2 separate regions of the Homo sapiens genome follow, and region 1 is linked to region 2. Evidence: read pairs that join two places in POLR2A ChIA-PET (ENCODE). Cell type or tissue: HepG2. All regions are shown on one strand. Each heading gives the region's core, and the rest is flanking DNA. Links, peaks and the distances in the headings are about the cores only.

The links. Peaks named below come from ENCODE experiments on the same cell type or tissue, not always from the same donor. Only the 100,000 strongest peaks of a DNase experiment are listed, where the experiment ranks them.
Region 1: POLR2A ChIA-PET joins it to region 2 with 7 read pairs; 2 of 35 experiments call an interaction of 5 or more read pairs at or near these places.

Annotation. Positions count from the first base shown.
Region 1 is chr7:981,767-984,628 of GRCh38, reverse strand. It overlaps CYP2W1 (cytochrome P450 family 2 subfamily W member 1), which reads right to left and starts at 1,448. Exons shown (of 9, transcript NM_017781.3): 1 at 1,244-1,448; 2 at 55-217. The coding sequence starts at 1,417. It also overlaps a transcript of CHLSN not described here. In HepG2, for the core only: a CTCF peak has its summit at 1,545; a DNase peak (open chromatin) is centred at 1,428; H3K4me3 peaks cover 1,856 bases.
Region 2 is chr7:1,532,452-1,535,341 of GRCh38, reverse strand. All of the region lies in intron 1 of MAFK (MAF bZIP transcription factor K), which reads right to left. It overlaps LOC100128653 (a long non-coding RNA gene), which reads left to right and starts at 462. Exons shown (of 1, transcript NR_149036.1): 1 at 462-2,889. RefSeq lists enhancers at 2,155-2,264, 2,235-2,529, 2,455-2,604. In HepG2, for the core only: no CTCF peak of the experiment used is centred there; DNase peaks (open chromatin) are centred at 1,332 and 2,421; H3K4me3 peaks cover 990 bases.

The DNA.
Region 1 (2,862 bases), core at 1-2,500, 550 kb after region 2:
GGGTCCAGGTGCCCCCACACCCAGTAGGCCCCGTAGCGCCGGCCACACACCGACCTCCACCTCGCTGGATGAGCTGGAAGATGGCGATGGGAGGCCGGTCGGCCAGCTCCTGCCCGGGGCCCGCCAGCGCCTCTTTGACCGCCTCGAACCCCGTCAGCACCACCGTCTTCTGGCGCCCCAGGTGCACGGTGAACACCGGCCCGTAGCGTTCTGAGAGCTGGCAGGGATGGCGGGGGTCACCCGGGCAGCCCTCACCCACAAGACCCCCCTTAGGTCCCCTCAGGCCGGGCCTGTGCTGGGTAGGGGTGGGGACAGAGGGAAAATGGGGGCAGGTGGAGGGGGCACGCCTAGATGCCATAAAGCCAGTGGTGCAGGGTGGAGGGGGCAGCGCCCAGCCTGGAGCCCACAGAGCCCTCTCGCCATCTGGTGCTTGGCATGGCTGTTGTGGGATTTTCTTTTTAGCCAAAATTCCTGGGGGGCTCAAGCCCTGAGTCCAGGCGGCAAGGTCGGGGGCTGGCTGTCTGCTGGGGTGGCACATTCTGAAAGGCCAGAGTCTGCACAGAGTGAGGGCCTGACAGGCTCGGCCCCCAGAGACCCTGATCCGTCTTCGGCTACAGCCCGGCCAGCAGCACCCCAGCCCGCAGTTGGGGGCAGCCGGAGGCAGGGCCCGGGCCTGACTGGTCAGCCCTGTCCCACTGACCCTGCCTGCCTGAGCGAGGACAGAGCGACAGTGCTAGTCAGGCTGCCCCGTGCCGTGTCCCCGTACCCTCTGTCCTCAGCATCCCTGCCCAGGAGGCACAGGTCCTCTTCCCATTTCACAGATGAGGAAACAGAGGCTCAAAAGTGGGAAGTGTTTGCTGTTGAACACCTGAGGGCCGAGGGGGGCTGAGCAGGCAGCCGACAGGCCCAGGCCCTCCTCCCCTCTGCTGTCCCTAAGCCTGGCCTCCTGCGGGCTCTCAGCAGACGCCACCGCCTCCAGGGAGCCCTCCAGACTCCTGCTCCCGCGCCGGGCCCTGGGTGGCACCTCCAGGGCTTCTTCGTACTCAGTGTGTCTGCTTCCCTGTGGGACGGGGTGGCTTTCCCCTCCCAAAAGCAGGGTGGGCCCTCCGGCCTCCTGCGTGCCCCGCTGGGCCCGGCACCATGTGGGAACAGGCAGTGGAAACCGGGCTGGGCTTCCCCAGGAGGGGGGCCAGGACACGGCAGCTGTCCAAGCGGCAAGAGCTGCCCGGGCTCCCTGACTTACCTCCATCAGGGACCGGTCCTGTTGCGACAGACGCAGCAAGTGCAGGTTCCCGACGAGCGGCAGCGGGCGAGGCCCCGGGGGCCACCGGGCAGCTGGGGAGGGGTCTTGGGCGCAGGCGCAGAGCAGCCCCCAGAGCCCCAGGAGGCCCAGGAACAGCAAGAGCAGCAGGGCCATGAGGACGTGGCTGGTGAGGCTCCACTCCCCTCCTGGGCCCCGTCCCCCCCGCACCCTTATAGGCCTCCGCGGGAGGGCGTGCCCGCACCCCACCCACCCCACCACCCCGAGAATGTGGAACGAGCAGTTTGCAGGGCAGCCCCCAGCGGATGGCTTAAAGCTGCAGGCCTGCGTGGAATGTGGGGCTGAGGCCCTGGTGGGGCCGGGGAGGGGAGGGCAGGACGGGGGCCCTCTGGGGTCAGGCATCCATGTCTCCTGGCCAGAGAGAAGGATGTGGCACGTGGACTGTTCTGCCCCTGGTTCTGCTGAACCTGCCAGTCCAGGCCCCTTGGCCTTGGCCACCCCTCAGAACTGGGATTCACAGGGCTTTGGGGCCGAGGCCCTGGCTTGGAGGGGAGCCCCCTGCCTTTCACAGGCTCTGAGTGGGACCCTGTGGAGCTCAGGGTTTGCAGGCCTCTCCCAAACCCCATCCGTGTGCACCCAGCTCTTCTCTGATCAGCTCCCCACGGGGCAAGGGACAGGAGTGAGACCTCAGGGAGGCCCATGAGGGGACTCAAATCCCACAGTCCTCACAGGCCACCACCTGCATCTCCCTGAGGGTGTTCTCGCCCCAGGTAGCAGCCTGCTCCTTTTCGAGGGCTGCCGCCCGGGCAGGGGATGCAACCCTCTGAGCTAGGACAGGAACATGGAAGGGCTGCCGGGTGGCAGGTGGCGGGGTTTACGAGCCCTGTCCATCTGTCTCCTAAACCGCTGTGAGGGGTGGGAGGGCTGCTGGCAGCAGAAGCGGCCGGGCCTGCTTTGCACAGCCTGCCCTGACATGAGGCAGCTGGAGCTGGTGCCAGCAGGCGGGACCCTCCCCACAGCCTGTCTCTGGGGCGTTGCCCATGCCCTGTACGAACCGCAGAGCCGAGGCAGCCTGAGGCCCTCACCCCTCCCGGGTTGGTCCCCCTTGATTAGCTGGGAGGGAAAGCCCCAGGCACAGTTGCACGCCTCCTGTGGTGGGGAGCTCACTACCTCTATCCTGCTGTACAGCCTCAGGGCCAGGGCTGGGCGGCTGCGGCGGGGAGGGAGTGCCTCATACCAGGGCCACTACTGGGTAGGCTGGGGGTCCTACCTGCCTAGCAAAGCTTACTTAATTAATTCAGGGAATACTTTTGATTTTTGTGTGTTTTGTTTTTGAGACAGGGTCTTGCTCTGTTGCCCAGGCTGGATTACCGTGCTGTGAGTACAGGCTCACTGCAGCCTCCACCTCCGGGGCTCAAGCCATCCTCCCACCTCAGCCTCCCAAATAGCTGGGACTACAGGCATGCACCACCCAGCCTAGCTAACTTTATTTATTTATTTATGTAGAAATGGAGGTCCTGCTACGTTGCTCAGGCTGGTCTCACACTCCTGGGTTCAAGCAATCCTCCTGCCTCGACCTCCCAAAGTGTTGGGATTGCAGG
Region 2 (2,890 bases), core at 283-2,782:
CACTGGTCACCCATGGGCCTGACCCTGCTCAGTGGGGGGCTGGCAGCCTTGGCACCTCTTGCTGTGCTGGCACAAGCTGAGAAGGACCTGCTTTGGGGTCCAGGAGGGAACATTTTCTCCACCAAGTTGGGACTGGGCACAGTGGCTCTTGCCTGTAATAGCAACGCCTCCGGAGGCCGAATGCTCGAGCCCAGTAGTTTCAGGCCAGCCTGGGCAACATAACAAGGCCCCATCTCTACAAAAAAAAAAAAAAAAAGAATTTTAAATAGCCAGTTGTGATGGCACATATGTGCCTATGGTCCCGGCTACTCGGGAGGCTGAGGTGGGAGGATTGCTTGAGCCTCGAAGTCGAGATTGCAGTGAGCTGTGATCACACCACTGCACTCCAGCAGCCTGAGTGACAGGGCAAGACCTTATCTTTTAGGAAAAAAAAAAAGAGAGAGTGCAAAAGTGAGTTGAGCAGCTGACGGCTGGATGACCCCTCTGAACGGTCCCGGCTGTGGATGCCCATAGAGAAACGGGGATTTCAGCTTTGGGGCTCTGATTCTTCCCAGATGAGAGGACGCATCGGGGCTGCCGCTCGCTCTACGAGGCCAGCATGGGGGCTCTGGATGGGTCACTTGTTCTTGCCCAAGGGGTGAATGATGACACAGACTCCATGCCCCACCCCCTCAGCTGCCCAGCCAGTCTGACCAAGACGGAGTGGCCCTTCCACTTCTATTCTCCGCGGGTCTCCGAGGATGTGGGATGCGGGAGAGGGAGGAGGGGCAGGAGGAAGACCAGGAACGGAGGACGGGAGCTCTGTGCGAGAGACACGGGTTCAGAAACCCAGCAGCACAGCAGCAAGCGCCCTCCCGCCCCCCGACCAGTGACTCCCACGGCAGGTGCAATCCACAAAACCAGAGGCCACCCAAGGTGTACCCGCCTCTCCCAGGAGCCTTTCTGCCAGAGACCCCAAGCCGGGTGCCCTCCACACTGGGCCGCAAGGGTAGGTGGGGCCGCTGTGGCACTGGTACCCAGTGGGTGCCTGTCAAACAGGTGTCAACCGACTAATTGCAGCCCAGCTGGTCCCAGAGACCAGCCAGACACCCTTCCTACTGAGGATGAGGTCCTACACTGCGAGGGCCCCCACTGTCCGGCTGTCCCGGACACAGCCCCACTAAGCATGCGGGAGGCACCCCACTTGGCACCCCGCAGCCCGGCCCATACCAGCCAGCAGCCTGGCCCTGGCTGGCTGCCCTCCAGCAAGCCATGACTGTCGGCCCGGCTTGGAGGACGTCTGGTCACCTTGCATTTGCAGTCTGAGGAAGCTGTGTCATTCCGCTACATCCAGAGGTGACTCAGGCAGCTGCAGCAGCAGAGAGCAGACTGCAGAACACACCACACCCCCTCCAGTCCCCGCCCTGGCTCCCACCACACCATCCTCCTGTCCTCGGCCTCCAGCTCCCCATCAGCATCCTGTTCTCCCCCGGCCGCCCTGGGGCTTCAATCCGCTCCCAGCCTCTAAGTCCAGTCAGGGGCATTCCGGGGGGCCCAGATGCCCCCCAGCCCCCAACCGCATCATTCACCGGAGTTGCCCCTGCCCCTCTCTCTTTTCCTCATCCACGCGCCAACCAGGCTTGATCCCAGCCCTCAAGCATCACCCGCCTGAACCCACAGCACCTGCCCAGGCTCCGGCCTCCAGCGTCTCCTGTCTGGACCACAGCTTTGCCAAATGGGATGCCCTCACCCTGATCCTGGTGCCCCCCACACAGCCCCACAGGCAGTCAAAAGTCTTGGGGGTTCCTCCCAAACCCCGACTCCCCCACCCCAATGCCGTTTCAGGTTTCTGATCACCATCTGCAGAGAGCACGTGGTTCCCTGCCCTGCTTCTTCCAGAAACACTCCCCACTGCTCTCCTCCTCGCGTAGGCAAGCACCCTCTACCAAGGCCTGGTTCTAGATCCTTCTGGGGACAGGGGGCCTCCCCAAGGCATGGTGAGCTCCTTGCAAGCAGGGAGAAGGTCTTCCCTACACCCCACACTAGCCCCCGCTGTACGAGATGAGCCGGCCCCGCATGGGAGGGCAGGGAGAGGGCAGTCTCCACCCCAATACCTTCCCCAGGACACCCGACGCACAGTGCGGAGAAGCAGGAAGGCTCTACACCAGACCCCACCGGCCTGTGGGACAGGCCAGCAGACCTCATGGCCTGGGCTTCCTCATCTACAGCAGCTGGTCGGGGGGTGGGGCATGTGGCCACTCAAGTTCGCTTGTACCTGCTCTAAAACTCTATGATTTTAAGACGACACTCCCAGTTTCCTGAAACTGTAGGAAAGCGGAAACATGACGAGTCTGTGACTTATAAAAAGCAAAAATAAATAGCGGGGAAAGGCATCTTCCATTCGCGGAGAGCAGGGAGGGTGGGGACGGAGCGGTGAGTCACTGTTTACTGTTGAAAGGCGGCCACACGGAGCCCTCTCTCAGCTGGCCAGATTTCCATTTCCCGTGTGGACTGGACCCGAAACCCAGAAAGTCCACTCCAGAAACCTTTAGACTCAGAAACAGCTGGGACAAGAACAGGCACAACTTCTTCTCCGTCTGGGTGGCAAACAGCTTTGCCAGAGACTGTAAACAAACGCAGCCATCGCTGAGCCCCGTGGGTGAAAGCACACGCCTTGTAGACAGCGAAGTGGCCCGGAAGACGGTCTCCCTTAACAGCAGCCTCCCGGGTGCACACAAAGGCTGGCGCCCCGACAACCCTGACCCTCGGTAAACGCTGGCTCCCGGGTTTACCAGCACCTGGGGAGTCGACGCTGCGGGCAACCAGCCCCTCAAAGCCCTGGCTCGGTTCAAGGATAAAAGGCAGGAGAAGCCTGGTTTTTCTGCTTTAATAAATGTCTTATTTTGGAATA